Linked DNA regions of Homo sapiens: region 1 is linked to region 2. Evidence: chromatin loops called from intact Hi-C (ENCODE). Cell type or tissue: GM12878. All regions are shown on one strand. Each heading gives the region's core, and the rest is flanking DNA. Links, peaks and the distances in the headings are about the cores only. Region 1 overlaps GTF2I (general transcription factor IIi). Region 2 has its middle 35 kb from the start of GTF2IRD1.

Region 1 (16,286 bases), core at 3,220-11,219, 290 kb before region 2:
TATTAATCAGTATGGTCAAAGAAGTATATTACATCTTAGAATTTTTAAAAAAATAATAACCTGTTGGCTAGGAAGGCATACCAAGGGAATCACCTTTTATTTCCAAATAAGGTGTTTTAAGGATAATAGAATCTATAAAATAGAATAAACATACAACAAATAGTGGAAAATATGCAATCTCTTTTTCTCCTAACCTTCTGCTGGTACTTCCATTTCTGTGCCTTCATTGCCCTCTGAAGAATGGTGGCTTCCTAAAAAGAAAATAAACAACATATAATAAACCAATAAAAACTGACATTGAAAGATGAAAGAGAATCTAGGTAACAATGCAAACAATCTAAGACATAATAAACATATGCAAAATGATTGTCTAACTCTTTAGCAGTTAAGTCGAACAATGTTTTCTAATTCAGAAAAGAATACAACGCTTCTATTTGGAAGCTAAAAAAATTATTTGAAAACACAAATACAGAGTAGACCTAAGTAGGTTTGGGGATTTAATATTAGTTACTATAACTACATGATAAAATTACTAGATATTGGAATCTGAGGAAGCAGAATTATGCTTCAAGTACCATGCTCATCTGTCAAAGACACACATACACAAACAGATCAGAGTAAATGCTTGCTGTGATCAGACACTTAATTAACTCCCTATAAATAAGTTCAGGGTTTGCTGTGGAATGTTTCATGCTTTCCATTTTCACTATGGTGAAAGCCATGGAAACTCAATCCCCATAATTTCATCAAAGTTGTACTTAAAGGAAACTCGTAAGTTAAAATTTAAGATACTACCTTTAGTCTCAAAAGCATTTTAAGTCAGGTAATATAATCTGCCTGCTTCTAAAAACTGGAACATAAAGCAATGATCAGTTAGGCAGTCACAAGGTGAACAGGCTCATCCTACTAGAGCAGAAGTTTTACTCACAAAAAGGAAAGGAAGAATCTAAGACATCAGAGAGCCACTTAGGATTAAGAACGCAAGCTGCCCCCTAATTTGTATCCTCTGTCCTTAAAGATCTGAGCTACTAACATGGAAAAGATTGAAAAACACTGCCTTTAAGTACCAAAAAAAAACATATTACCTATTAGTAAGAATACATCGCTTGAGGGGAAAGGAAGCAGATGTTCATCTCTTTTGTCTTATCTATTGAGAACTAAATTCAGAAGCTATACTAAAAGTAAGATATGTTATAAATGTATTTTATCTTGATTTTTAAAAAGCAATGCTTACGGTCTGAAAAACTGTCATTTGGTAGCTAATATCCTTGAATTAAAAGTCCCATACTGAGGTCACATCTTTTTGGTTCTCAGTATCTAGCTTTAGCATGTCACAATTATCTGGGGATTCTTTTCCACTTACTTTATATTGTGAAAACTCACCTGAACTCAAACTCTAGGTAAATCTACAAACCTATACCTATGAGTCACTCTTTAATTCATTTTTAAAATATGCTTTCTCTACACACTTCCTTTCTCTTTTTTTAATCTTAATATTTGAATTTATGGAGCATTAAGTTATTTGACTGTAAAAGTCAAAGAAAAAAGAGATGTGAGGTCAAAGGAATGAGAGTGAAATGATGAGGCCAGTAGGTAAAAAGTAAAATTTCAGCAAAGAATAACAGTTAAGATGATTGTTCGTGTAAGCAATAATTCTGTATGTCTTTTAAAATCTGAAATAAACAATTACATTTACATTATATGCTAAGCCTAAAGAAAATACATCTTATGCACTCAAAGCCAGAATAGATAGAAGTAAATGCCATTACTAATAGCCTATGAGTATCAAGTTTGGGAACACTGTAAAAAATTGCCAAAAAGGCAATCAATTCGAAACTTACAGATTAACAAGTGCTATTTCAGAATTCTTCTAAATACTAAGTATCAACCTGACCTTATCAATATTTGCATCACTAACCAATAAAACAGTAACCTGGCTTCTGACTGTTCTGAGATAAGGTATAAATGTGTACTTTACCTTCAATAGGAAAGTGTGTCATGTACCCATTTCGAGATTCATTACTAGATTCACAAAAGGGAAAATTGATTTTTGAAAAATTGTTGCTTGTGAAGTTCATTTATATGTTAAAAAAAGGCCAATACATTTTTTTCCTTTTCCATTTAGAAAAGTAATACTGTACTTATAAATATTAAAACACAGTCTGTGCAATATAAGGAAACATTAAACACAAGCAGTATGTGGGAGAATGGAAGTGAAAAGATTATACCTTGCAAAGGCTTCGATAGGGGCTGTTTTTCATCAACATCATCAGTTTCAGAAGGGCCTGCTTTGGGATACAAAGATAATACTTCAAAAGTAATCCCCCCCAAAAAAAAATGTGGGGTGACTTTAGTCAACAAATTTGGGTGAGATACATGGAATGGCCTTTTTATAAATAAAAAGAAAAAAATTAAAAAAAAAAAAGACTGACAAGATGAGCAATGTCAATTTATGGTCTTGGTGAATGGAAAAATGTAATCAGGTGAATTCATATGTAAACAGTCAAAAGAAATTTTGAAGATGACTGGACATATGGATTGAATGGGAATGGTATGTCTAAAATGGAAGATGTGGGTTTTTTAAAACAGTACAATGTTCATAACAGTAAACTGTAACTTTTACTTCATACAGATTACAAATGCAGGTTTATCTCACAGGTTTATTTGTTTCTTCTTTGGCAAATATTTGCTTACTCTTTTGTCATACTGAAGAAAAATGCAGAACCAAATGTTATATACCTTCCTTAGAATCTCTAAAATAACGTAAACCATCTCCTTGAATCTCTACTGAAATAGAAATGTGACAAACTAACAGCTATTAATTCATTCTCCCTTTCTTCCAGCACAGCGGGCACTTTTTCTAATAAGGTTCTTTCCAAAACACAGAAAGTACTCTGAGTTAAATTCAACTTCACAAACTGCTATATTTTGACAACACATTTACATGTTATCATCAAACTTTTTAATGATTAAAATAATAATAGTTTTAAAATAGAAAACAAAACATTGTGTTTTCAATGGCTATTTAATATAAAACACATTTTGGCATTAATATGACCACAGTTCAGTTAACTATCTCTGAAGAGAATTGGGAAAACATCCGAAGTTGTTTGAAAGGCTTCATTCTCTAAAGCCTAAGAAATTTCACAAAGATGCACCACACTACACATTACAGGCAAAGGACACATCAGAGAAAAAAATCAATTGCATGAGAAATAAAGAAATAGTTTCTATTTGGAATCTCAAAGAAGAGCAAGTCTTGGAATGTAGACTCCTAAATTCAAATGCTAGATCCACTGCTTCCTAGTCTTCTGACTCTGAGTAAAATATACAGAGCTCAAGAAAAGGAAGATGTGCTATTTACAGGATTTAAAAATGCAACCTTAGTGAAGGCTACTAATTGACCTCTAAGTACTGCTTTAGTTGCTCTTCACAAGTTTAACTATGTGGCATTCTCAATATTCTGGTCTAAATATTTTTAATGAGGCCCTCATTAAGTCAATTACAAGCATGTTTCCTAGGATTCCCACTGTGTATGTTTTCTATTAATAATTTAATTTCAGTATGTTCAGAGAATTTATTAAGACTGTGAACAAGTATACAGTCAATTTTTATAAATGATTCATGCTTTGTAAATAAACTTATTTCTTGGGTACACAGTTTTCTATAGTTAGCTTACATATATTAACTGTAGTGAAAATATTCTATTTAGCATATAAATGTTAAAAGAGTATTCATCAGCTAGACGTATATCATTGGTTAAAATCTCCCACATGACTGTACATATCTATAGAGACTTATAATTTGTAAATAATTTTTACTTTTACTGTGAGGATACATAGTTAGGCACATACAAACTAATGGTTGTTATATCAACTTAGTGACCAATTCCTTTAAATACGACATAGTCTTATTCTATCCTGCTACTACTGTTTTTGGCTTCCAATATTGCTAAACTATATTTTTTTTAGTTGGTATTTACTCAAAATACCTTCACGTATCACTATACTTTCAAATTATTTTAATGTCCCATATTTGAATTTTATTCACCCTAAAAATGGTACTTGATTTTATTCACCCTAAAACATACTTAACCTCCACCTCTCAAATGCTTGAGGTGCCTACCACTCATTGAGAAAATCAACACATTCCCAACACTCACATTTGAATGTCACTATTTTACAGGAGCACTGAGGTGCACAGAGAAATATATCCAAGCCTATTTTGGAATACAAAAGTTTTAGAAGAAAACATCAATGTCTTTATGTAGAAGAACGAAAAAACGAACTGTATTATAATCACACAGTGTAACTACCATGATGACATGATTAAATCTACTTGTGACAAAACAGATAAATCCCAGCTGAGGCAGAGAATTGCTTGAACCCGGCAAGCGGAGGTTGCAATGAGCCGAGATCTCACCACTGCACTCCAGCTTGGGCGACAGAGCAAAAATCCATCCCCACCCCCACGCCAAAAAAAAAAAAAAAAAGATAAATCTTGAAAACTTAAATTGAGTGACAGACTATACTCAACAACACATACAGTGTACCACTGTGTAAGCTTCACTCAGGAAGTGGCATATATAAAACAATAAATATGACATGACACACACACACACACACACACACACACACACACACACACACACACACACTCCCGGGAGAATATTTACGTAGTAAAGCACATCACCATCAGGAAGGACAATTCTCAGTTTTCAAGATCATGGTTAACTTAAGAATAGAGAGAAAAGTGGGGATTTGGGGGAGCCCAAAGAAAGGCTTCAATGAAATAGTTACACGTTGTTTCTTGGAGGGAGGAGAGAAGAGACAAATACTATGGTTCACTAAACCTGGGCAGACTGATACTATGCTTTTAGGTTTTAAATATTTCATTTTAAAAAAGCGTGTTAGCCCCTGTAATCCCAGTACTTTGGGAGGCCAAGGCGGGTGGATCACCTGAGGTCAGGAGCTCGAGACCAGCCTGGCCAACATGGTGAAACCCTGTGTCTACTAAAAAACACAAAAATTAGCCAGGTGTGTTGGCACACACCTGCTATCCCAGCTATTCGGGAGGCTGAGGCAGAAGAATCACCTCAACCTGGGAGGTGGAGGTTGCAGTGAGCCAAGATCGCGCCACTGCACTCCAGCCTGGGCAACAGAGTGAGACTCTGTCTCAAAAAAAAAAAAAAAAAAGAGAGAAATGAAGGCCTATGTCCACACAAAAGCCTCTACACAATGTTCATAGTACCTCTATTTGTAATGGCCCCAAACTGGAAGAACCCAAATGGCTATCAACAGACAAAGAAATGAATAAATTTTGACTCAGGCATACAATAGAATACAAATCAACAATCAAATGGAATCTACTACTGATACGTGCAACGCTGTGGATGAATTTCAAAACAATCATTTGAAATGAAAGAAGCCACACTGCTCCCCGGCCCATGAAAATAGTCCACATTTTATTATTTCATTCATAAGACTTTATAGAAAATGCAAACTAACCTAAAACAGAAAACAGATCCGTGTTGCCTGAATACTGGGCAGGGCAATGAATAACAAGGGGACACAGGAAACTTTTGGGGTTATAGATATTTCATTATCTTGGATGCAATGAAGATGGTGTATTAGATATGTAGATGGCAAAGCTAACCAGATTTTTTACTTTAAGTGTTTAATATACTATAATTATGCAGTGAGAAAAAATTAAGCTGACATTATCTGCATTTGCCTAATAGGTTTGTTTTATTTTGCAACACTAGAACCTGGGATTGAATTCTAAATTGTGCCACAACTTTTGCTCATCCTTTTAAGAACACAAATGGCTATTTTACATATCCCCTCTGGATTGTCTGAGTTGATCTTTTAGCCCCATTTTTAAATGTTTTATCCCCGGGACTGAATTACAATATATATGTCAATCAAGAACTGATCAATAAAATATTATTTAAGAAATTAAAGCAATTGATGAGCAAATTTTAATTTTAACCACGAATAATTTTTAGAAAGAAAAATTGCATTAATTCAAATTACCTTGAATGTTATATTGATAATAATCAGGATCTTCTGATTCTTCCTTTACTGTCACAGCTGCCATTTCCAGGGAAATGCCTAGAAAAGCAAATGCAATGATATGATTGCATGTGAGAACTTTCAGCTAGATTGTGTAGGGAAATCCTCTCTGCCCTCCCTATAAATACAGCAATGCATATTTATTTTAAGTAAAGACTTTACGTCTTTGAAAAGACAAAAGTTTGCTAGGTAGCAGAAGGTAAAAAATCACTATAATCCCAGCCAATGCAAAGTTTTAACCATTTATTAATATTCTGCAATTATGTGCTGCTCTTTTCTCCAGCAAATTCTTATCTTTAGAATCAAAGAAAATTTTACCACACTCCCTTTTCACTTAATATTAAAAATACTTTTATAAACCATTGAAACACACTTATAAACATCAGTTTTAATAACTCAGTATTCCAAAGGAGAGATAGCATAATGGTCAACAATTTCAATAATGAGATACATTGGTTTTTTTCTGCCTAATACATCCCTTTTATTACAGGGATTTGTGTAAGGGTACAAAGCACACCTTTCTGCATAAAGCTTTGCCCACAATTAGGACAGATGATTTGAAGCAGACCTTTGTGGCCAGATACAAAAGAGTACATGTTGTGTAATTCCACTCATATGAAGGTCAAAATAGGCAAAAGCAATCGATGTTATTAAAAAGTTGACTTTGGGAAGGGCCAAAATTGTGCCACTGCACTCCAGCCTGGGTGACACGGCGAGACTCCCTCTCAAAAAAAAAGAAAAAGAAATGAACAATGCATGGGTGCACATACACATTTCAGACTGAGATATTCAACCACAGTCATACCAACCCTAACACAAACGAAATCGTGAGCTCTGACTTGGGCAACTTTGTAAAGAATATTTTCAACTCTAGAGAAAGAGCTCAAAGAGAGTTAAATTGATATACAAAGGGTATGCATCCCTGAAGCAACAAGCAAAAAAAGGAGTTACTCCATTGCCTTCAATCACCAAGGGGAAAGTGTTTTGCTGCTACACAGTGGTGGCAGAGAACACTGCATCTGAGACCTTTGCAACTCTCTGGGCTAACTTAGCACTTTCATGTCCATCAGTAAAAGTTAATAGAAAATTACAGCTAACAGCCAGGTGCGGTGGCTCGTGCCTGTAATCCCAGCACTTTGGGAGGTCCAGGCGGGCGAATCACCTGAGGTCAGGAGTTCGAGACCAGCCTGGCCAACATGGTGAAACCTCGTCTCTACTAAAAATACAAAAATTAGCCGGGAGTGGTGGCACGCACCTGTAGTCCCAGCTACCCGAGAGGCTGAGGCACAAAGATCACCTGAACCCAAGAGGTGGAGGTTGCAGTGAGCGGAGATGGTACCACTACACTCCAGCCTGGGCGACACAGCAAGACTCCGTCTCAAAAAAAAAAAATAAAGAAAGAAAGAAAATCACAGCATTACAGCTAACAAAAAAGGCAGATCCACTGGGGATTCAGACCCTTCAGGAATAAAAATTTGGGTCACTCCAATTGGCTAAAGAACCTTACACATACTGGCTGGGTGCAGAGGCTAATGCCTATAATCCCAGCACTTTGGGAGGCTGAGGCGGATGATTACCTGAGGTCAGGAGTTCAAGACCAGCCTGGTCAACATGGTTAAACCCCGTCTCTACTAAAATAAATAAATGAATAATACAAAAATTGGCTGGGTGGCACACGTCTGTAATCCCAGCTGCTCGGGAGGCTGAGGTGGGAGAATCGCTTGAATCTGAGACACGGAGGTTGTGGTGAGCCGAGATCGCACGACTGCACTCCAGTCTGGACGACAGAGTGAGACCTTGTCTCAAAAAATATAAATAAATAAAAATAAAAAGGTAAATCCAAAAAAAAGTCTGGTAAGCTGCAGAAACGTAGACTGTGGCGACTATGCCTATTGTCTTCCTTGTCTGTTACAAATGTGTTTGTGTGAAGATTATATGCTTGCATATACTAACTATTCTCTTCTGTGTGGTAGTATTTCACAATAGTTTGGCTGGAAGTTTCCTTTCCATTTGTCCATTAGACTAGAGATTACTCAAATAGGTTTGCACTGCATTTAAAGAGCAGGTAACATAGCTCGCGACTGGATTTTCAGTCAGTCTCCCAGCGATGGGTGTGACTGCTGGAACACTGTGTCCCCCCATTTTGAGGAGAGAGTAAAAATGGATTTCTTTGTAGGAAGTAAAGTTGCATCTCTTTAGATGGAACAGTTGTCTCGTTGTTGTACAGAAGGTCAAATGTGCAGGGAAGGGTGTGTATATATGCTGAGCAGCCAAAGAGAACAGCCTGGGCCACCCACAAAACTGATGTCTCTCAGTTGCAAACCCATCCTCTGGGTTTCTGCTGAAGTTTGAGCTCTGCATAGCAGCTGGCTCCATGTGAGTCTCTGCCACAAAGATACACTACAGAGAGAAAGGCTAGAGGAGGAGAAGAGATCTGGGCCTTCCTTTTGGCTTCTTGTCTGCATTCTCATCCCAAAAAGGTCACTCCTTGGTACCCTCGTTCAGCCTGGCCAAAGCAGGCCCTCCCATCACAACAGCTGTGCCCGGCTGGCAATGTCTCCAACACTACCAGAAGCAGCCTCACCATGCCCCTCAGCCACCAGCACCAGCCAAACACTACCCCACCTCAGAAGTCAGATGGAAAGCTGATGGGGTGGCAGCCACTGCCTAGAATTGTTCCTTAAAAAAAACCTTAGTATTCTCCTTAAGGTTACAAAGTTAACAATTTTATAACCAGTTAACAATCTGTTTTTGTTTGTTTTGTTTTGAGATGGAGTTTCACTCTTGTTGCCCAGGCTGGAGTGCAATGGCACGATCTTGACTCAATGTAACCTCTACCTCCTGAGTTCAAACGATTCTCCTCCCTCAGCCTCTTGAGTAGCTGGGATTACAGGCGCCCACCACCATGCCCTGCTAATTTTTTTTGTATTTTTAGTAGAGACTGGGTTTCACCATGTTGGCCAGGCCGGTCTCCAACTCCTGACCTCAGGTGATCCACTCGCCTCAGCCTCCCAAAGTGCTGGGATTACAGGTGTGAGCCACTGCACCCGGCCAACAATCTTTACATTAAATTTTCTCTGTTCCAATAACTGATATGGTTTCTGTCTCCTGGCTGCACCCTGGCTATAAATGTACATCTTATTTGCAGGATAAATTAAGAATACAAAGATGCAAAGTGTAAAAGAGAAAAAAAAAAACCTATAATGATGCTGATGTGTACATAAAGACAGTTGAAAGAATTCAATTAAACACATGGGGTTTCTGAATTCAGCATGTTTCTTTTTAGAAGCAAACTAAATATTCAGGAGATGAATATATGAATTAAGGGGAAACATTTGCAAAATGATGATTTTTTTTGGCACAATCTACTGAAAACCACACAAAAATTTGAGATTTCCTATGGAGTGAAAATAAAGAAAAAAGAAAAACCTTCTGTAAAACCAGCAAACAGTGTAAAAGACTCAAATACCTTTTCCAAAAAAGGATAATTCAACACTTTCTTGCAGCTCTCCCAAAATACACTTACATACATAAAAGCTCTCATTCACATGCACGCACACACACGTTAACGCGGCCCTACCCTCCTCCCCAACAACTCATTCGAGATGCCCTTAGATGGGGTGAAGCGGGGCAGGTGGCTGCCCAGGAAGCATGGCAGAATGAGAAGGCTGACAAAGGGCCGGGGAAGGGGCTGGGGAAGCTGCCGAGGGCCTGGTCAGACAGAGGGAGATGAGGGGGCAGGCAGGGCGGTGACAGCCCACTAAGGAGTGTCCCGTGTGAATAAGGGGCACAGGGCCGAGCAGCGGGAGGCTTGACAGTGGCACTAGGACACAGGATAACACTGGGAAATGATGAAATAAATACATATGCTGAGAACATCTGGGTGCCACGGTTCTAGGACAGAACAGAATTATAAACGGGGGCCGGGCACGGTGGCTTATGCCTGTAATCCTAGGACTTTGGAAGGCTGAGGCAGGAGGATCACTTGAGGTCAGGAGTTCAAGACCAGCCAGGCCAACCTGGCGAAACCCCGTCGCTACTAAAAATACAAAAATTAGTCGTGCGTGATGGCGTATGCCTGTAATCCCAGCTACTCGGGAGGCTGAGGTGGGAGAATCGCTTGAACCCAGAGGCAGAGGTTGCAGTGAGCCGAGGTCGTGCCACTGCACTTCAGTCTGGGTGACAAAGCAAGACTCCATCTCAAAAAATAAATAAATAAATAAGGAATTAAATAGCAATTTTATTTGAGAATTGAAAATGGTCTCCTTGGAGAGTGGAAAACAGGAGTGCAGAGAAGGAAGGTGGAGACGAAGGGGGCATTCTATTGATTTTTGTAAAAAGCACTATAGAACAGCTGACCTCTTACATTATATGTCTGTACAACGGGAAAAAAAAATACATTTTATCTACAAACATATGTAACTGGCAAAGAACTCTGCCTACCACTTACTGAGCAAATTACCTTTCTGGGTCTTAATGTGATAACATTAACAAATAGTGTCACAGTTGGAATACATTAGTAGTGACTGCCTCTTTCTTATCAAAACAAAACAATAATTGAGTCAAACTATAAACTTCTACACTAAGGAAAAGTCTTCCTTAATTTCACCATTGATTCTAAAAGTGCTAGTACATACCAGAATCTTCTGTGGGTTCAGTTTTCACTTTGATGGGGCCACAACTGCAAGGAGAAGAAAGCCCTGATCAAGCCACGTGCTGGTGACAGCCATTCCCACAGCATTCAAAGTCTCTGGGTCTCAAAGTGTTAAGATCCCTCCCTTGACCAAGGTGGGTGCAAACCTGACTCAGCTTAAAACTGACATATTTATTTATTGCATAAATAAGAGTTATTGGGCCGGGCACAGTGGCTCACGCCTGTAATCCCAACACATTGGGAGGCCGAGGCGGGCAGATCACGAGGTCAGGAGTTCAAGACCAGCCTGGCCAATATGGTGAAACCTCATCTCTACTAAAAATACAAAAATTAGCCAGGCGTGGTGGCGCTCACCTGAATCACTTGAATCCGGGAGGTGGAGGTTGCAGTGAGCTGAGATCATGCCACTGAACTCCAGCCTGAGCCACAGAGGGAGACTCTGTCTCCACAAAAAAAAAGAGTTATCAACTGAACTTAGTACTTCAATTTCTATCTATCTTTTGGGGAAAAAAGTACAATAAAATACTACAGAGTAGCATATTAAGACTTATCGGGCCAGGCGTGGTGGCTCATGCCTGTAATCCCAGTACTTTGGGAGGCCGAGGCAGGTGGATCACCCGAGGTCAGGAGTTCGAGACCAGCCTGGCCAACACGGTGAAACCCCGTCTCTACTAAAAATACAAAAAAATTAGCTGGGCATGGTGGCACATGCTTGTAGTCCCTGCTATTTGGGAGGCTGAGGCAGGAGAATCGCTTGAACCCAGCAGGGGGTCAGAGGTTGCAGTGAGCCGAGATCGCGCCACTTCACTCTAGCATGGGCAAAAAGAGCAAAACTCCATCTCAAAAATAAAAAAAAAAAAAAAGAGTTACCAACTGAACTTAGTACTTTAATTTCTATCTATCTTTTGGGGAAAACAGTATAATAAAATACTACAGAATAGCATATTAACTTCCAAATACCACTCTAAGGCCAATTCACAGTGTGACCAATGCCTCTGGCTTTTCCCAGGAACTCTACTATTCAGAAATACCAAGTCAAAGAGGGCATGTTCACAAGATCCCCAAATGATATCCTTGCCTATTAAACTTTAAGATGTGTGACATGAGGCCTTTTTAATATTCTGATATCTCAATTATCTAACAACTAAAACTTTTTGAGGTGTGGGAGTTAAACAGCAGTAATGAAATTAGGTTTTACCTTCCACCTGGAGATAGTATTGACCTGTCAGCATCTGTTACCATCACACGACCACCTACATACAAAAAAAAAAAATTGGAGTTAGTTTTTCAACATTTCAAATATAATATGTCTAAAGGCTTTAAATATAGAATTAGTGGGGTAGAACTAGGCTTTGCAGCTCTGGATCACACCAGAATAAACACTGCTTTTCATCCCTTCACCCAACCACAACCTCCTTGAATGAAAAAGCTCTTATTTTCATCAGTGAGAGAAATGCAGAAACATACCATTTGTCTAGTAAGATGGAATATGGAGAATATGACTCTGCTGACATATAAATGATGAAACAGATTTTTTTTTTTTTTTTTTTTTTTTTTTTTTAGAAACAGGGTTTTACTCTGTTGCCCAGGTTGGTGTGCAGTGGCATGATCATAGCTCACTGCAGCCTCCAACTCTCGAGGATCAAGCAATCCTCCTACCTCAGCCTCCTGAGTAGCTGGGACTACAGAAGCATGCATTACCACTCCCAGCTAATTGTTTTCTATTTTTTGTAGAAATTGGATCTTGCTATGTTGCCCAGGCTTATCTCGAACTCCTGGCCTCAAGGGAGACTCCCACTCTGGTCTCCCAAAATGCTGAGATTAGGCTGGGCGTGGAGGCTCACACCTGTAATCCCAGCACTTTGGGAGGCTGAGATGGGTAGATTGCTTGAGGTCAGGGGTTTGAGACCAGCCTGGCCAACATGGTGAACCCCCGTCTCTGCTAAAAAAATATAAAAATTAGCCAGGTGTGGTGGCGGGCGCCTGTAATCCCAGTTACTCAGAAGGCTGAGGCAGGAGATTTGCTTGAGCCTGGGAGGCAGATGTTGTAGTGAGCCAAGATCATGCCACTGCACTCCAGCCTGGGCGACAGAGCAAGACTCCATCTCAAAATAAATAAAAAAATAAATAAATAAATAAATAAATAAAAATAATAATTAAGTTTAAAAAAAACTTTTAAGTCTGAAATTTAACATAAACATGATAAATATTTCTCCATCTTAAAAGAGATTTACACAAAAATCCTACCACTAACATCATACTTCATGGTCAAAGACAGAATGCTTTCCTACTAATATCACAAGGTGATGTCTGCTATCACCAATGCTGTGTGACATTTATATTCTAGTCAGAGCAACAAGAAGAAGAAATAAGAGGCACTTAGATTGCAAAGAAAGGGGTAAATTGTCTTGATTCTCACACAACATGATCTCCTACATAGAAAGCCCAGAAATAAACAAAGAGTCAAAAGACTTTCAACAAAGATAACAAGGATATCTTGAGGGAAAGGACGGTCTTTTCTGCAAATTGTCCTGGAATCATTGGATATCCACGTGCAAAAAGATGAATTTATACCTTTACCTTGTATAATATACAAAAATGACCTCAAAATGAACCATAGATCTAAATGTGAGAGTTGAAGCTATAAGACTTGTGGAAGAAAACACAGAAGTCATATCTTCATGCCTTTGGGTTTACGCAATGGTTTCTTGAATATGAAGTCAAAAGCTTAAGTGAGGGCCAGGCGCAGTGGCTCACGCCTATAATCCCAGCACTCTGGGAGGCTGAGGCAGGTGGATCACCTGAGGTCTGGAGTTTGAGACCAGCCTGACCAATATGGTGAAACCCCGTATCCACTAAAAATACTAAAGTTATCCGGGCATGGTGGCGGGCACCTGTAGTCCCAGCTACTCGGGAGGCTGAGACAGGAGAATTGCTTGAACCCGGGAGGCAGAGGTTGCAGTGAGCTGAGATCATGCCACCGCACTCCAGCCTGGGTGACACAGCGAGACTCTGTCTCAAAAAAAAAAGCACAAGTTAACAAAAGAATAAACTTATTTTTATCAAAATTTAAAACGTTTGTGCCTCAAAGGATACTACCAAGTAAGGGAAGAAGACAAGTTATACAATAAGGATAATGTAGATTTATTAGAATTGGAGAAAATATTCCCAAATCCTGTACTCCAGCCTGGATAACAGAGTGACACCATTGCAAAAAGAAAAAAAAAATTTTTTTTTAACAAATCATCAATTAGAGACTTATATCAAGACTATATAAAAAACAAGACTCAATAATAAAAAGACAAACAAACCCAATTTTTAAATGGGAAAAGGACCTAAATAGATATTTCTCCAAAAAATATGTATGGATGACCAATAAGCACAATTGAAGATAACACAAGCCTGTAATCCCAGCACTTTGGGAGGCTGACACAGGCGGATCACTTGAGCTCAGGAGTTCCAGACCAGCCTGGCCAACACGGCAAGAGCTTGTCTCTACCAAAAAAAGGTTCAGAAATGAGCTGGGTATGGTGGCACACGCCTGTAGTCCTAGCTACTGAGAAGCTGAGGCAGCAGGATTGCTTGAGCCTGGGAGGTTGAGGCTGCACTAAGCTGAGATGGCGCCACTACACTCCAGCCTGGGCGACAGGGTGAGACCCTGTCTCAAAAAAAAAAAAAAGAAAGAAAGAAAGAAAAGTAAAAACACATCAACAATCACTAGAGAAATTTTTAAAAATCAAAAAAAATTAGATACCACTTCACATCTATTACAATGGCTAAAATCAAGAAGTAAGTTGGCAGCAATGTGGGGGTAACCCTCCTATCCTGCTGTGAGAATATAACATGGTATAGCCACCTTGGAAAACAGCTTGTCAGTTTCTTCAAAGTTCAGTGTAGCAGGGCGCGATGGCTCACGCCTGTAATCTCAGCACTTTGAGAGGCCTCCCTTGATCATGAGGTCAAGAGATTGAGACCATCCTGGCCAACATGGTGAAACCTCGTCTCTACTAAAAATACAAAAATTAGCCGGGTGTGGTGGCGCGTGCCTGTAATCCCAGCTACTCAGGAGGCTGAGGCAGGTGAATCTCTTGAATCCACGAGGCGGAGGTTGCAGTGAGCCAAGATCATGCCACTGCACTCCAACTTGGTGACAGAACGAGACTCCGTCTCAATTAAAAAAAAAAAAAAAGTTCAGTGTAAATTTACCCTATTCCTAGTAATTGCACTCCTACGTAAATATCCAAGAGATATCAAGGAATATGTCCAGACAAAACCTTGCTCAAGTATGTTCACTGTAACATTATTCCCAATACCCAAAGGTGGAAACAACCAAAATATCTATAAACTGATGACTGGATCAACAGACAGTATGTTCATGTCACAGAATAGTTAGTGCTCAGCAATAAAAAGAAGCTACGGCTACACCTACCAAGCTCGATGAGCCTCGAGTGAGTGATGCTCAGTGAAAAAAGCTCATTTCAATAGGATACATACTACATATTCCATTTCTACAACATTCATGAAATAACAGAGACAGGGACGATGAAAGCATCCCAAAATTAAGACTGTGATGATGGGTAAAAACCCCTTAAAAACATTTTAAGATTGTAAATCTACTATTAGTGAATTATATACTTAAGACAGGTGAATTTGGCTGGGCACAGTGGCTCACGCCTGTAATCCCAGCACTTTGGGAGGCCGGGGCGGGTGGATCATTTGAGGTCAGGAGTTCGAGATCATCCTAACATGGTGAAACCCCATCTCTACTAAAAATACAAAAAATTAGCCGGGCGTGGCAGCATGTGCCTGTAATCCCAGCTACTCGGGAGGCTGAGGCAGAATCACTTGAACCTGGGAAGCAGAGGCTGCAGTGAGCCAAGATCGCGCCACTGCACTCCAGCCTTGGCGACAGAGCAAGACTCCGTCTCAAAAAATAATAATAAAAAAAAAAGGCAGGTGAATTTTATGGTGTATCAATTATACCTCAATAAAGCTGCTAAAAAATTAATCTTTTCACCACAATGAGAATAAGACAAAGGTTAACAGAAAACACAATGTGTATGTTTATGTATATATAATTTTTTCCTTTCATAGTTACATGTTTAAAAGTATTCCAATGATACTGGTTATTTACTTCCGAAAGTCTCAAATAAACCTGGCTCTAAAGGGTATTACTCTTTATCCTGTTTTCCCTTCAAATGAAATGGCTAGACTTCCCTAAAGGAAGCTGAAATCCGCATCATTCTTCAAACGCCCTTCCTGGAAATGCTCTCTTCCTCATGAACTCTTTCCTGAACTATAAAGGAATCCAACCTCCAATAACATCCACAGCACTTTCTCAGAGCCATTCTTGCCGTAGGGATGCAATGTTCTTGCCATGTTCATTTTACAGAATTTTCTCTCTTCCGTGAGACTCACAGCTCTCAAAAGTGGTAATGCTGATACACAGCTGCGTATCCCCTCCCCACCCAATGCTGTGCCCAACAACGTCTTGCCGAGTCGATGACATTAGGTCAATTAAATCCTACTCATAATTCTGGTAAGTGAGGGCAGATGTA
Region 2 (16,286 bases), core at 6,810-14,809:
CAATCTCAGCTCACCGCAACCTCTGCCTCCCGGATTCAAGTGATTCTCCCGCCTCAGCCTCCTGAGTAGCCTCCTGAATAGCTGGGATTACAGGCACGCACCACCACGCCCAGCTAATTTTTAGGAGGGACAGGGTTTTGCCCAGGCTGGTCTCGAACTCCCAGGTTCAAGCGATCCACCCACCTCTGTCTCCCAAAGTGCTGCGATTACAGGCGTGAGCCACCGCGCCCAGCCCCTCTTGCTATTTTTAACGTAGCCACCTTGTTGAGGTCCAAATGAGCATTTCCAATCCAGGCTCCTTTGCATAATTTCCCTCAATTAACATTTCTGAGGTGCCAAAGAAGACAGCAACCCCCACCTCCCCAGGTTGGGACCCCCCCACCTCCCCGCCACCAACCCTGGGAGAAACCCAGCTTCTCAGGAGAAGGGCACACTCCCTTCGTTCCGGAGGCTCAGTCGCAGGCACAGCTTGTGGAGCCTGATTGAGCCCAGGAAAATTGCTTGAACCCGGGAGGTGGAGGGTGCAGTGAGCTGAGATCTCGCCACTGCACTCCCACCTGGGCAAAAGAGCAAGACTCTGTCTCAAAAAAGAAAAAAAAAAACAAAAACAGCAAAGCCAGAAGCAACCAGCTTGGCCTGGAGGCACCAGAAAGGGCCTTTGAGCCAGGGCTTGAAAGATGATGTAAAGCCAGGCGCGGTGGCTCACGCCTGTAATCCCAGCACTTTGGGAGACTGAGGTGGGTGGATCACGAGGTCAGGAGTTCGAGACCAGCCTGGCCAATATGGCGAAACCCCATCTCTACTATAAATACAAAAAAAATTAGCCAGGCGTGGTGGTGCGTGCCTGTAGTCCCAGCTACTCAGGAGGCTGAGGCAGGAGAATTGCTTGAACCTGGGAGGCAGAGGTTGCAGTGAGCCTAGATTGCGCCACTGTACTCTAGCCGGGGCAACAGAGTGAGACACTGTCTCAAAAAAAAAAAAAAGAAAGTTGATGTAGCTGTCCCGGTGACCTTTGCCTCTCTGGGCCTCCGTTTCCCTATCAGTGAATTAAGGGGGCTGGGTGGTGTGATCACTACAGAGCTTTGCTCACTTCTGGCTCAGAAACCACACATGATCTCCTTAGCCCCACAACAAATGTGTAAGGGTAAAGTGCATGATGAGCACATTTAACAGATGAGGACATGGAGACTCAGAGAAGGGGAGACATTTGCCCAAGGCCATTCAGGGCTTCAGTGCTGGAATTAGACCTGGTCCCTGTATCTCACACAGCAGGATCATGTAGGCTTTACGAGCTCCTGGAGTATTTGGGGAAAGCAGATCCTCACGGGAGTACAAGAAGAGGAAAAGTGGGGCAAGCCAGGGCCATGGTCCCTGAGGGCTGGGGCCACCAGGAAACATTTCCATTCTGTTCTCCAGATGTCAGCCTCAACCTGCCTCCTCCAGGAAGTCATCCTAGATTTCTTGCTTCTCTGAGCTACTTCCTCCCTTCCTGTCTCCATTGACCACATGACTTGAGCCTCTCAGATGGTTCCCTTCTCCTAGGAAGCTCCCATCTCCCTCCCTGGACTGTGGCTTCATCAAGAGTTAGTATGGAGGCTGGGCGCAGTGGCTCACGCCTGTAATCCCAGCACTTTGGGAAGCCAAGGTGGGAGGATTGCTTGAGCCCAGGAGTTCCAGACCAGCCTGGGCAACATAGCGAGACCCTCATCTCAATTAAAAGAAAAAAAAAAAAAGAAGTTGCCGGGCACGGCAGCTCACTCCTGTAATCCCAGCACTTTGGGAGGCCGAGGCGGGTAGATCGCTTGAGGTCAGGAGTTCGCGACCAGCCTGGCCAACATGGTGAAACCCCGTCTCTACAAAAAAAATCAGCTGGGCATGGTGATGCATGCCTGTAATCTCAGCTACTCGGGAGGCTGAGGCACAAGAATTGCTTGAACTTGAGAGGTGGAGTTTGCAGTGAGCTGAGATCGAGCCACTGCACTCCAGCCTGGGTGACAAAGTGAGACTCCGTTTCAAGAAAAAAAACAAAAAAGAGTTAGGATGGACTTCCTTCCTTCCTTCCTTCCTTCCTTTCCTCCCTTCCTTCCTTCTTCCTCCCTCCCTCCTTCCCTCTTTCCCTCCCTCCCTCTTTTTTTTCTTCTCTCTCTCTCTTTTTCTTGACAAAGTCTTGCTCTGTCACCCAGGCTGTAGTGCAGTGGTGCAATCTCAGCTCACTGCAGCCTCGACCTCCTAGGTTCAAGTGATCCTCCCACCTCGGCCTCCCAAGTAGCTGGGACTAGTGGTGGACATCACCATGCACACCTAATTTTTTATTTTTTGTAGATACGGGTCTCACTATGTTGCCCAGGCTGGTCTCAAACTCCAGGCCTCAAGTGATCCTCTCACTTTGGCCTCCCAAAGTGCTTGGATGACAGGTTTAAGCCATTGCACCCAGCCATGTCCCTTTCTTTCTCAGCCCCTGTGCCTCCTAGTCCCATATGTGGCCTGGCACAGAGCTGGGCAAACAGGACTGGCTGTCCCTGAATACCTGCATTTCCTTTTTTAAAAAAATTATTATTATCATTATTATTATTTAGATACAGGGTCTTGCTATGTTGCCCAGGCTGGTGTCAAACTCCTGAACTCAAGCGATCCTCCCATCTCAGCCTCCCAAAGTGCTGGGATTACAGATTATAGGGGGACCTTAATAACTCCACATGTGCTGGACACAGGCATGATGCCTGGCCAGTGGGCGCTGACACAGGTCACCTTTCCTCAGCAGGGCTGGGCACTCCCAGAGGGCAGGGACTGTGTTGTCTTCCCTATGTGACCCACGACTCCTTCCCCGGGAGTTCCCTGTGTGGGGCTGAAGTGACTGTTGGTGCTCCATAAGGCACCTGGGGATCTGAAGTCACTTTGCTTCTGAGGTCCATGTCTCCGCTAGCATCACATAGAGCACCTGCTTCGGGCAGGGCACAGTGGCAGACCCTGGGCACAGAGGAAACAGATCTGTTCTCTCGGAGGGAGTCTGGCTGAATGCCGGGGGAACCTCAACCACTGGGGGGTGGAGTTGCCAACCAAACACATCCCAGCTACAAGCCTGAGGCATCCCGTCCCCAGCCTCATGGAGGATTCCCAGCCAGACCCATCCCCAGCTGCCCCCAAAGTTCACCTGCTCATAAACGCACTCTTTATGATTGTTTGTTTTTGTTTTTTTTGAGACAGAGTCTCACTCTGTCGGCCAGGCTGGAGTGCAGTGGCACAGTCTAGGCTCACTGCAACCTCCGTCTCCCTGGTTCAAGTAATTCTCCTGCCTCAGCCTCCTGAGTAGCTGGGATTACAGGCACCCACCACCATGCCCAGCTAATTTTTGTATTTTCAGTAGAGATGGGATTTCACCATGTTAGCCAGGCTGGTCTCAAACTCCTGACCTCAGGTGATCCAACTGCCTCGGCCCTCCCAAAGTGCTGGGATTACAGGCACGAGCCACCATGCCCAGCCCATAAACCCCACTCTTTATTTTTATTTATTATTATTATTATTATTTTTGAGATGGAGTCTTGCTCTGTCGCCCAGGCTTGGCACGATCTCGGCTCACAGCAGCCTCTGCCTCCCGGGTTCAAGCGATTCTCCTGCCTCAGCCTCCCAAGTAGCTGGGATTACAGGCATGCACCATTAGGCCCGGCTAATTTTTTGTATTTGTAGTAGAGATGGGGTTTCACCATGTTGACCAGGCTGGTCTCAAATTCCTGACCTCAGACGATCTGCCCACATTGGCCTCCCAATGTACTGGGATTACAGGCATGAGCCACTGTGCCCAGCCTTTATTTTTTTTTAATTTTTATTTATTACTATTACTATTTTTTGAGACAGGGTCTCACTCTGCCACCCGGGCTGGAGTGCAGTGGCGTGATCACAGCTCACTGTAGCCTCAACCTCCCAGGCTGAGGCGATCCTCCTGTCTCAGCCTCCTGAGTGGCTGGGACCACAGGTGTGAGCCACCACACCCAGGTAATTTTTAAAATTTTTAATAGAGATGGGTTCTCACTGTGTTGCCCAGGCTGGTCTTGAACTCCTGAGCTCAAACGAATTCTCCCGCCTCGGCCTCCCAAAGTGCAGGGATTACAGGTGTGAGCCACCGTGCTTGGTCATAAATGCCCCCTTTAGTGGCTTCTTCCCCATCCCACTCCTCACAGGTGTCCTGGGATCACCTCCCAAACCACGGCACCCAAATTCTCTGGCTCTGCTTTTGGGGAATCCAAACCAAGATGGCAGAATTTCCTATTTCTCTGAGAACAGCAAACTTGAACGGGGTTTTGGAGAGGTGGATTCGTCACAGTTTGCCACGGAATGTCACACTTCTCCTTGAATAGGGAGCCGAGTGGCTGCTCTGAGCCACTCAACACACTGCCCAGTCCTTCTCTCCCTTTACCTCTGCCCTTTCTTCTCCAAAGCCCTCCCTCAGCCAGCTGCAGTGGCTCATGCCTCTAATCCCAGCTACTCGGGAGGCTGAGGTGGGAAGATTGCCTGGGGCCAGGCATTTGAGACCAGCCTGGACAACAGAACAAGACCCCATATCTACAGGAAGTTAAAAAATTATAAGGCCGGGCGTGGTGGCTCACACCTGTAATGCCAGCACTTTGGGAGGCTGAGGTGGGTGGATCACGAGGTCAAGAGATCAAGACCGTCCTAGCCAACATGGTGAAACCCTGTCTCTACTAAAAATGTGAAAATTAGATGGGCGTGGTGGCGTGCACCTGTAGTCCCAGCTACTCGGGAGGCTGAGGCAGAAGAGTCGCTTGAACCTGAGAGTCGGAGGTCGCAGTGAGCCAAGACTGCGCCACTGCACTCCAGCCTGACAACAGAGCCCACCTTGGCCTGTTATACATATAACTTTTTTTTTCATAGAGACCAGGGTCTTGCTATGTCTCCCAGGCTGGCTTTGAACTCCTGGGCTCAAACAATCCTCCCACCTCAGCCTCCCAAAACACTGGGATTACAGGCATGAGCCACAGCACCTGGCCAAAAAATTTAAAAATTAGCTGTGTGTGGTGGTGTGTGCTTGTAGTCCCAGCTACTCAAGAGGCTGAGGCAGGAGGATCGCTTAAGCCCGGGAGGTCGAGGCTGCAGAGTGATGATTACACCACAGTACTCAAGCCTGGCGACAGAGTGAGAGCCTGTCTCTAAAAAAAAACAAAAACAACAACAACAACACACAAACAGGGGTGGCCACATAGAGTTTTGTGAGGATTGAATGAATGCCTGGAAGATTAAAAAGTAATCACTGAGAAAAAAAAGGACTTTCAGGCTCAGGATATGAAAGAGCCAGGCCAAGCATGGTGGCTCACGGCTGTAATCCCAGCACTTTGGGAGGCCAAGGAGGGCGGATCACTTGAGGTCAGGAGTTGGAGCCCAGCCTGGCCAACATGGTGAAACCCCACCTCTACTAACAATACAAAAATCAGCTGGGCGTGGTGGCGCATGCCTGTATTCTCAGCTATGTGGGAGGCTGAGGCAGGAGAATTGCTTGAACCCAGGAGGCAGAGGTTGCAGTGAGCCAAGATCACTCCACTGCACTCCAGCATGGGCGATGGAGTGAGACTGTGTCTCAAAAAAAAAAAAAAAAAAAAAGCCAGCAAAGATTTAAAATCAAGAGTTTTCTTTATAATCATGAAAAATAGTTCAGATAAAAGAAATTAAAAGACTAGCAGCACCAATAAGATGAATACCTTATAAATGAGAGGGCTAATGTGTATTACAAAGTTAAAATCAGCAAATACAAAATTAAAATGAAAAGCTATGAAGTTGGTCTTAAAAGTTACTCTCCACAAGAGATAAAAGTTAAGAGGTTTAAAATAATGATAAAGTGACAAAATAAATGTGATTTAAGAAGATAGATGATCAATGCCTCAGGTCTGGGATTAAAAGATTAAAAATACAAACATTAAAGACGTAAGTCTGAGAAGATGGAGATGACCACCCAGGAGACAGAGAGACGGTGCAGAGAAGGGGACCGCAGATGAAGAACTGGCATTAGGGAGAAAGAATATCTTGTTTCTTTTCTTTTCTTCTTTTTTCTTTAAGAAGATACTGGGGGTCAGGCAGGGCGTGATGGCTCGTGCCTGTAATCCCAGCACTTTGGGAGGCCGAGACAGGGGGATCACGAGGTCAAGGGATTGAGACCATCTTGGCCAACATGGTGAAACCCTGTCTCTACTAAAAATACAAAAAAATTAGCTGGGTGTGGTGGCGCACACCTGTAGTCCCAGCTACTCAGGAGGCTGAGGCAGGAGAATCAGTTGATCTCAGGAGGCAGAGGTTGCAGTGAGCCGAGGGCCAAGGTCACGCCACTGCACTCCAGCCTGGCGACAGAGCAAGACTCTGTCCAAAAAATCCCCAAAAAGATACAGTGTCTCACTATGTTGCCCAGACTGATCTCCAGCTCCTGGGCTCAAGTGAGCCTCCTGCTTCAGCCTCCCAGAGTGCTAGGATTACAGGCATGAGCCACCGCACCTGGCCCATATTTATTTTCTGAACAAGAGATAAACTTTCAAGTAAAGAGGACTGAAATAAAAGAAAGAAAGAAGGAAGGAAAGAAAGAACAAACGAAAGAAAGAAAGAAAGAAAGAAAGAAAGAAAGAAAGAAAGAAAGAAAGAAAGAAAAACAGCTTTATTTATTTATTTATTATTTATTTATTTGAGACAGGGTCTCGCTCTGTCATCCAGGCTGGAGGGCAGTGGCATGATCATGGCTCACTGCAGCCTCGGCCTCCTGGACTCAGGTGATCCTCCCACGTCAGCCTCCCCAGTAGCTGGGATTACAGACATGTGCCGCCATGCCTGGGGTTTCACCATGTTGCCCAGGCTGGTCTCGAACTCCTAAGCTCAAGCAATCCTCCCGCCTCGACCTCCCAAAGTGCCAGATTACAGGTGTGAGCCACCATGTCCAGTACAGAAAAGTTGTTTTAAAGAAAACAATTCTGGGTGGATCACCTGAGGTTAGGAGTTGAGACCAGCCTAACCAACATGGTGAAACCCTGACTCTACTAAAAATACAAAATTAGCTGGGCGTGGTGGCGCATGCCTGTAATCCCAGCTACTTGGGAGGCTGAGGCAGGAGAATCGCTTGAACACGGGAAGCAGAGGTTGCAGTGAACAGAGATTGCGCCACTGCACTCCAGCTTGGGTGACAGAGCGGGACTCCACTTCAAAATAAAGAAGGAAAAAGAAAGAAAGAAAAAGAGATAAAGGAAGGGAGGAAAGAGAAAGAAAGAAAGAGAGAGAAAGAGAGAAAGAAAGAGAAAGAAGAAAGAGAAAGAAAGAAGGAAGGAAAGAAAAAGAAAGAAAAAAGAAAGAAAGAAAGGAAAGAAAGAAAAAGAAAGAAAGAAGGAAAGAAAGAAAGTGGGTGGGCAGAAAGGAAGGAGGCAGGGAGGGAGGAGGGAAGGAAGAAGAGAAGGAGGGAGGGAGGGAAGGAGGGAGGGAGGGAAGGAGGGAGGGAGGGAAGGAAGGAAGGAAATCAATTAATTAATAGAGTTACTAAAAAATATTGAATAAATAAATGAAGAAAACTATAGCCAAAAGCTTGAACATTTCGGATCAAGATGGTCAAATAAACTCAAATTACAAAAAAAAAAAAAAAAAAACAAAAATGAGGACAATTAGATGACTTGGAAAGGGTACAGAAAGAGGACAGTTTGTCAGGATGCGGGGGCAACCTGGCAGTGTCTGGAGCTCTGGGAGAGCAGTTGAGGTGGAGTGCAAGATTGAAGATGGAAGTTTGTGCAGTGGTGGAATTGATCAATCCGTCTGACAGCCACTCGTGGGCACCTGTGTGCCACGCCCTGGGCTGAGAGTCAGAGATGTGGGGGTGGCAGTGGTGGCTCATGCCTGTAATCCCAGCAATCTAGGAGGCTGAGACAGGCCAATCGTTTGAGCCCAAGAGTTCGAGACCAGCCTGGGCAACATGGCAAAACCCCATCTCTCTAAAAATACAAACAATTAGCTGGGCATGGTGGTGCACACCTGTAGTCCCAGCTACTTGGAAGGCTGAGGCAGGAGGACGGCTTGAGCCCAGAGATGAAGGCTGCAGTGAGCTGATTGCACCACTGCACTCCAGCCTGGGCAACAGAGTGAGACTCTGTCACACACACACAAGGAAAAAAACACACAAAAATTTCAGTTAGGAGGACTAAGTTCAAGAGATCCAAGTACAACATGGTGGCTATCCTTGATAACAATGTGTTCTAAACTTGCAAAGTACCAAGACAGTGGATTTTAAGCGTTCTCAGCACACTCCCCACAAAAAGACAAATGAGGTAATGCATATGCTAATTAGCTTGATGTAGCTGGTCCACACTTTATACATATTTCAAAACATCATATTGCACACCATAAATAGATACAATTTTTGTCAATTTAAAAAAAGAGGTTAGAGATATGTTGCGGTGCACACAGAGCACTCCCCTCTAGGGAGAGAGGTGTGAATCAAGTCCCCGATGGGCGCGTCTCTGCAGGCCGTGAAGAAAAAGTGTGTGTGTGTGCATGTGTGTATGTGTGCACAAGTGTGGATGTATATGCATGTATATGCGTGTGTGTATGTGTATGTGTATGTATATTGTTTGTGTGTATATATGTGCATGTTTGTGTATGTGAGTATACATCTCTTTGTGTGTAACGTGTGTATGTGCGTGTGTACCTGTGTACATGTGTATATGTGTACATGTATGTGTGTCTGTGTGTATGTGTATTTGTCCGTGTGTACATGTGTCTGTAGTGTTTGTGTGTCTGTGTATGTACGTGTTTGTGTATGTGTATGAGTTTTTGTGTATGTGTACGTATTTGTGTGTGTCTGTGTACGTGTCTATAGTGTTTGTGTATGTATGTGTTTGTGTATGTATATGTGTATGCATGTGTGTACGTGTGTACATGTATGTGTGTACGTGTGTGCATGTTTATATGTGTCTCTGTGTGCGTGTATATATATATGATGTGTACATGTATGTGTGTCTCTGTGTATGTGTGTATGTATCTGTGTGTGTGTGCCCATGCATGTGTGTGGGTCACTTGGAAAGGCCTGGGGGTGTGGGGTTGGAGGCAGGATCTGAGGCCTGAGCTGGGGGTGGGGGACAGGGCCCAGAGTGTGATGAATATGATGGACCCCAGGCTGCGGACCCGGTGCGGGGCTGTGAAGGTGCTCCTGGTGAACTCCAGGCTTGGGGCTGCTGGGAAACCGAGGCACAGCTGTGCGTGGGGCCAGCTGGAAATTGTGGCAGCGGGAGAGGGTGGCTGGGAGGGGGTCTAGACGGGGCTGGAGCCACCCTGGAGGCAGCAAGTCCTTCCCTTTGCTGGTAGCTCCAGAGAAAGGGCCCACAGCCTTACCCAAGGTTCCAGAGAAGCTTCTAGAAGTGAGCATCCTGGTTATTCGTCCTATACCATGTTCCTTCTGAATTTACACTGGACCCCAACTTCAGTCTCAAAACACTTCCCAGCCTCTCTTGGGGAGTGGGAGCGGGACCAGGGTGACTGCCCAGCTGAGGTTGGCAAGGGGGACGTGATGGGAGGGTTCAGGACTGAGAAAGTAGGCCAGGGTCAGCTCTGTGGAGGGAGCCCAGCCTGCGGGGAGGGGAGGCAGTGCTGTGCGGGAGGAGGGAGGCCAGGACAGTCCTGGCCCGGCACGGTCCCAGAGAGGGAATGAATGTCCACGCCCTGGCCGGCCTCTCTCCCAGGGATGGAAGTGTGGACACACACGGATACTCACAGAGAGGCCTGAACCAAGTCTGGGAGGCAACAGGGACAGGGAGCTCTGGGACTAGGAGCCGGGACACCTGGGTCCCCGTTGTTGCTCCCACGTGCAAAGCTGGCCTGTGTCTCCAGCCTTGCAGCCCTAAAGCCCAGTCTGGACAGAGGGTGGAATGGACAAGCCGCAGTGAGAGGGCCGAGGGTGACACCTGCTGGTAAATGGGAGGCATCACAGGCAAGACTTGGCTGGTGGGTCTCTTGCCGCCCAGGGGTGCGTGGTGTCACCCACCCTCCAGCCTCCCCTCCTGTTCTTCACCCCAGGACCCCACAAAAGGAGAAGGCAAATGTTTCCCGATCAGACCTGGAGGGTTTGATCAATGTCTCCCTCTCAGGCAGAGCAAAGAGAAGTGGGGCAAGAGAAGTCCCAGTTTATTTTTTTGAGACGGGGTCTTGCTCTGTCATCCAGGCTGGAGTGCAGCGGGGCTCACTGCAACCTCCGCCTCCTGGGCTCAAGCCATTCTCCTGCCTCAGCCAACCAAGTAGCTGGGATTACAGGCGCCTGCCGCCACGCCCGGCTAATTTTTGTATTTTTAGTAGAGATGGGTTTTCACCCTGTTAGCCAGGCTGGTCTAGAACTCCTGACCTCAAATGATCTGCCTGCCTTGGCCTCCCAAAGTGCTGGAATTACAGGCATGAGCCACTGTGCCTGGCTAATTTTTGTATGTTTAGTAGAGACAGGGTTTCACCATGTTGGCCAGGCTGGTCTCAAATTCCTGACCTCAGGTGATCTGCCCTCCTCGGCCTCCCAAAGTGCTGGGATTACAGGCGTGAGCCACCGCGCCTGGCCTAGAAGTCCCGGTTTCTGAGCTTCCCTCAACATGAGACAGACACTGTGTTGGAGGGGGAGGGTTGCAGCAGTGGTTGTCGCCATAACCCCATGCCATGGAGATGCCTTCCAAAGGCCAGTACTGTGAACCTTGGGGCGGAAGGGTCATGAGGACACCCCGCCCCCTGCTTCAGACCACACTGGTTCAATCCCCACCCCCAAAACACTGATGCTCCAAGCTTTATTTAATTTTCCCAAAGCTGGACCCAGGGCCACATCCCAGGAGTGACCCAGAGAAGGATGTCCCCCCAACCCCTACCCAAACCATGATTCCCAAGATGTTCAGCTGTGACCCCTGCCTGGGGCTTATGTTACCACTTTATAGATGAGAAAACTGAAGCTGGGGAGGGAAGGGCTCTGCCCAGGGCCACAGGCTGGTTACTGCCCAAGTCAGAGTTGGAACTTGGGTCTCAGCTGCTGCAAGGTGCTGCCTTTTTTTTTTTTTTTTTTCTGAGACAGGGTCTTGCTCTGTTGCCCAGGCTGGAGTGCAGTGGCACAATCATAGCTCACTGCAACCTCGACCTCCCAGGCTCAAGCAATCCTTCTGCCTCAGCCTCCTGAATAGCTGGGACTACAGAGTGTGCCACTGTGCTTGGCCAGTTAAAAAAAAATATATATATATAGGCTGGGCGCGGTGGCTCATGCCTGTAATCCTTGCACTTTGGGAGGCAGAGGCAGGTGGATCACCTGAGGTCAGGAGTTCGAGACCAGCCTGGCCAACATGATGAAACCCCCCCTCTACTAAAAATACGAAAAAATTAGTTGGGCGTGGTGGTGGGCGCCTGTAATCCCAGCTACTCAGGAGGCTGAGGCAGGAGAATCGCTTGAACCCGGGAGGCGGAGGTTACAGTGAGCCAAGAACGCACCACTGCACTGCAGCCTGGGCAACAAAATATATATCTATATAAAATATTTAAAAATATATAAATATATATAATATTTTAAAAATATATATATTTAAAAATATATAAATATATATATATTTTTGGTAGAGATGGGACTCTCACTATATTGTCCAGGATTGTCTCAAACTCCTGGCCTCAAGCGATCCTCCCATCTCTGCCTTCCAAAGTGCTGGGATTACAGGTGTGAGCCACCACACCTGGCTGAAGCTGCCTCTTGATCACAAATCTACAGTCCTGTGAGTTATAAGGTGGTACTAGGCAATTCACCTACATCAGAATTTATAAAAGGAGGCCCCAGCTGTTGGTGATGAGAAAAAATGAGCGAGGAGAATTGCTTTAGGGCACTGTCTTAACCTCACACTATTGAGGCTCTAGGTGGGATAATTCTTTGTTCCGGGGCTCTGTCCTATGCATCGTAGGGTATTTAGCAGCATTCCTGGCCTCTGTTCCCTACATGCCGGTAGCATGCCCCCGTTGTGACCACCAATAACGTCTCTAGACATTGCTAAATGTCCCCGAGGGGGCAAGTATCCCCGGTTGAGAACTACAGGTTTGGACAGAGCTGTGTGGCGAATCCCACCTTCCAGGCGAGGGTGGGGTTGCCATCCCCCAGCTGAAGCCTCATAGGCGGGGTGGGCCTCCTTGGAGAGCTTGTTATCCCTCCCTGGCAGTGGATGGGTGCCTAAGATTTTAGGTCCTGAATTGAGGCTATGTTTGCGATTCTTTTTTTTTTTTTTTGGAAACAGGGTCTTGCTCTGTTGCCCAGGCTGGAGTGCAATGGCATGGTTATAACTCACTGCAACCTTGAACTCCTGGGCTCAAGTGATCCTCCTGCCTCAGCCTCCCTAGTAGCTGGGACCACAGGCATGTAGCACCATGCCCAGCTTTTTTTTTTTTTTAGATTTTGGGGTCTGGCTATGCTGCCCAGGCTGGTCTTGAACTCCTGACCTCAAGCGATCCTTCCACCTCTGCCTCCCAAAGTGCTGGGATTATAGGCATGAGCCACCGCATCCAGCCTCGCCCACTTTTTGAGAGCATGATGAAGTGGAAGGGCCTGTCCAAGTTTTTCTCCAGTAACGGGCAGGTCAACCCCTACTTGGAGAGGTTTAAGGACAAATTGGGAGAGAAAAATAAAGTTGCTGTTAAGACTATGCCCTGTGAATCCTGCTTGGATCTTTGCCTTTGGCATTCTGCCAATTATATTTTATATAATGTGCGTAGATGTGTATTTCCTTTTATTTTTATTTATTTATTTATTTTTGAGATGGAGTCTGTCTCTGTCACCCAGGCTGGAGTGCAGTGGCACAGTCTCAGCTCACTGCAACTTCCACCTCCTGGGTTCAAGCGATTCTCCTGCTTCAGCCTCCCAAGTAGCTGGGAGTATAGGTGGTGCCACCACATTGGCTAATTTTTGTATTTTTAGTAGAGACGGGGTTTCACCGTGTTGGCCAGGCTGGTCTCGAACTCTGGACCTCAGGTGATCCGCCTGCCTCAGCCTCCCAAAGTGCTGGGATTACAGGCGTGAGCCACTGTACCTGGCCTGGATTTCTTTTTATTTATAATATTTGGAGTTCTTTTTTTTTTTTTTTTTTGAGCTGGAGTCTCACTTTGTCACCCATGCTGGAGTGCAATGGTGCGATCTCAGCTCACTACAACCTCTGCCTCCTGGGTTCAAGAGATTCTCCTGCCTCAGCCTCCCGAGTTGCTGGCATTACAGGTTCCCACCACCAAGTCTGGCTAATTTTTGTATTTTTAGTAGAGACAGGTTTTCACCATGTTGGCCAGGCTGGTCTTGAACTCCTTACCTCAAACGATCTGCCTGACTCGGCCTCCCAAAGTGCTGGGATTACAGGCGTGAGCCACCGCGCCTGGCCTGGATTTCTTTGTACTTTGCATTCACATCTTTCATCAATTCTGGAAGTTTCTCAGCTGTTTCCTCTTTAAATAATGCTTTTCTTCAATTCTATTTTCTTTGCCACCCGATTAGACCTATGTTAGGCTTTTTATTTTATTTATTTATTTTTTTGAGATGGAGTCTCACTCTGTCGCCCAGGCTGGAGTGCAGTGGCATGATCTCGGCTCACTGCAAGCTCTGCCTCCTGGGTTCACACCATTCTCCTGCCTCAGCCTCCTGAGTAGCTGGGACTATAGGCGCGCACCACCACGCCTGGCTAATTTTTTGTATTTTTTAGTAGAGACAGGGTTTCACCATGTTAGCCAGGATGGTCTCGATCTCCTGACCTCATGATCCACCTGCCTCGGCCTCCCAAAGTGCTGGGATTCCAGGCGTGAGCCACCGCGCCCGGCCAAGACTTTTTATTTTCTTTGTGTGTTATTTATTCAACAAATTATTTGTTGAGCATGAATCCAGGCACAAGTCTAGGCATTTGGAATATGTAAGCTCGCCGTGTGGTTTACATTCTAGATTCTTTTATTTTTAATGTTTTTATTTAGAGACAAGGCTTCACTCTGTTGCCCAGGCTGCAGTGAGTTGACATGATTATAGCTCACTGCAGCCTCCAATTCCTGGGCTTAAGCGATCCTCCAACCTCAGCTTCCAGAGTAGCTGGGACTATAGGCATGTGCCACCATGCCTGGCTAATTAAAAAACAAACAAACAAACAAACAAACAAACAAAAAACCACATTTGTTTATAGAGATGGGATCTTGCTATGTTGCCCAGGCTGGTCTATAACTCCTGTGCTCAAGTGATCCTCCCATCTCAGCTTCCCAAAGTGCTGGGATTACAAGTGTGAGCCACTGGGCCCAGCCATCATGCTACTTTTTTTGCATAGCTCACACTAAATAAAGATCATCACCATATCCAGGTTTCTTCTATCCATAATGCTTACAATTTTCAAATGTCTGAGATGTCATGTCTTCTAGATTTTCCTGGAAGAATATTTTCTTTTTCAAAAAAAGGTCTTGTTCTGTCACCAAGGCTGGAGTGCAGTGACACGATCATAACTCACTGCAGCCTCCAATTCCTGGGCTCAAGTGATCCTCCTGCCTCAGCCTCGCTAGTAGCAGGGACTACAAGTGCACACCACCATCCCCAGCTAATTGTTTTATTTTTTTGTAGAGATGGGGTCTCACCATGTTGCACAGGCTGGTCTCAAACTCCTGGACTCAAGTGATCCTCCCACCTTGTCCTCTCAAAGCACTGAGATTACAGGCATGAGTCACTGCACCCACCCCTGGGAGAATATTTCCTAAGAGTGTGCTCTATCTGGGTATTTTTCACTGTGGAACCTCAAGCAGGGTCTGGGGTCTGGGCTGTCTTGTAATTTTCTTTTTCTTTCTTTCTTTTTTTTTTTTTTTGGAGACACAGTCTCACCCGGTCACCCAGGCTGGAGTGCAGTGGCGAGAACTCAGCTCATTGAAACCTCACCTCCCGAGTTCAAGTAATTCTTTTGCCTCAGCCTCCAGAGCTCCAGAGTAGCTGGGACTACAGATGTGCACCATCACCCCCAGATAATTTTTGTATTTTTAGTAGAGACAGGGTTTCGCCATATTGGCCAGGCTGGTCTCGAACTCCTGACCTCAAGTGATCCACCTGCCTTGGCCTCCCAAAGTGCTGGGTTTACAGGCATGAGCCTCCCCGCCCGGATAGTCTTGTCATTTTCTTCAGCCTCAGATGTCAGAATCTTAGTGGAGGCGAGGGATAATAGCAGATAAGAGCACTCTCCAACCTTCACTCATCCCTTTACTAACGCCTTACAGCACAGTGGAACTGCTGGTGAGAAAACAGGAACAGATTGGAGCCCCAATCCAGGCTGATCTTGCTGAACCACAGACCCAGCCAGCTGTTGCTGGCCCCCTAGATCCACATTCAATCCCCTACTGTTTTTTTTTAAAAACAGTTTCACTTTTTTTTTTTTTTTTTTTTTTGTATTTGAGACAGAGTCTCACTCTGTCACCCAGGCTGAAGTGCAGTGGCACAACCTTGGCTCAATGCAACCTCCGCCCCCCCCCGGGTTCAAGCGATTCTCGTGCCTCAGCCTCCTGAGTAGGTGGGATTACAGGTACCCGCCACCATGCCCAGCTAATTTTTTTTTTTTTTTTGTATTTTTAGTAGAGACGGGGTTTTGCCATGTTGGCCAGGGTGGTATTGAACTCCTGGCCTCAAGTGATCCACCTGCCTCAGCCTCCCAAAATGCTGCGATTACAGGCGTGAGCTGCTCCCAGCCCCCGTACAACTTTTAAATCAAGTGACATCAAACAGATTCATTCACCCTCTGCCCACACCCTGCAGTCTAGTGCAGTTGCTCAAACAGTTCTTGGTAGGTTTTTCCTACTTTATTCTGTTAACATGATAAATTGCACTGATTGAGTTTTTTCCCTGAAATTATTTGAACCATTAAAAATATTCATTTATTACTGTTCCAAATTGTATTCCTAATACACTTTGGTGTTATTGTTATTTTTATTTATTATTATTATTATTATTATTATTATTTTGAGATGAAGTCTCGCTCTTGTCCCCCAGGCTGGAGTGCAATGGCACGATCTCAGCTCACTGCAACCTCCGCCTCCCAGGTTCAAGCAATTCTCCTGCCTCAGCCTCCCAAGTAGCTGGGATTACAGGTGCCTGTCACCACGCCCAGCTAATTTTTGTATTTTTAGTAGAGATGGGGTTTCACCATGTTGGCCAGGCTGGTCTCAAACTCCTGATCTCAGGTGATCTGCCCGCCTTGGCCTCCCAAAGTGCTGGGATTACAGGTGTGAGCCACCATGCCCGGCCTTTGATGTTATTATTAACAAATAATAATTTTTCA

The links. Hi-C counts contacts between places; a loop is a spot of excess contacts. Peaks named below come from ENCODE experiments on the same cell type or tissue, not always from the same donor. Only the 100,000 strongest peaks of a DNase experiment are listed, where the experiment ranks them.
Region 1: it touches region 2 in a loop (4-fold over the local background); 14 of 110 quality-filtered maps call a loop at or near these places.

The regions. Positions count from the first base shown.
Region 1 is chr7:74,700,859-74,717,144 of GRCh38, reverse strand. GTF2I (general transcription factor IIi) reads right to left here. Exons shown (of 35, transcript NM_032999.4): 7 at 11,927-11,981; 8 at 10,712-10,755; 9 at 6,036-6,113; 10 at 2,229-2,288; 11 at 195-251. All of the region lies in intron 2 of GTF2I-AS1 (GTF2I antisense RNA 1), which reads left to right. Among named protein-coding and RNA genes, the nearest start is that of GTF2I-AS1, 20 kb to the left of the region's middle. In GM12878, for the core only: a CTCF peak has its summit at 7,069; no DNase peak of the experiment used is centred there.
Region 2 is chr7:74,411,211-74,427,496 of GRCh38, reverse strand. No RefSeq gene overlaps it. Among named protein-coding and RNA genes, the nearest start is that of GTF2IRD1, 35 kb to the left of the region's middle. RefSeq lists a silencer at 9,872-10,001. In GM12878, for the core only: a CTCF peak has its summit at 9,926 (motif pointing left); no DNase peak of the experiment used is centred there.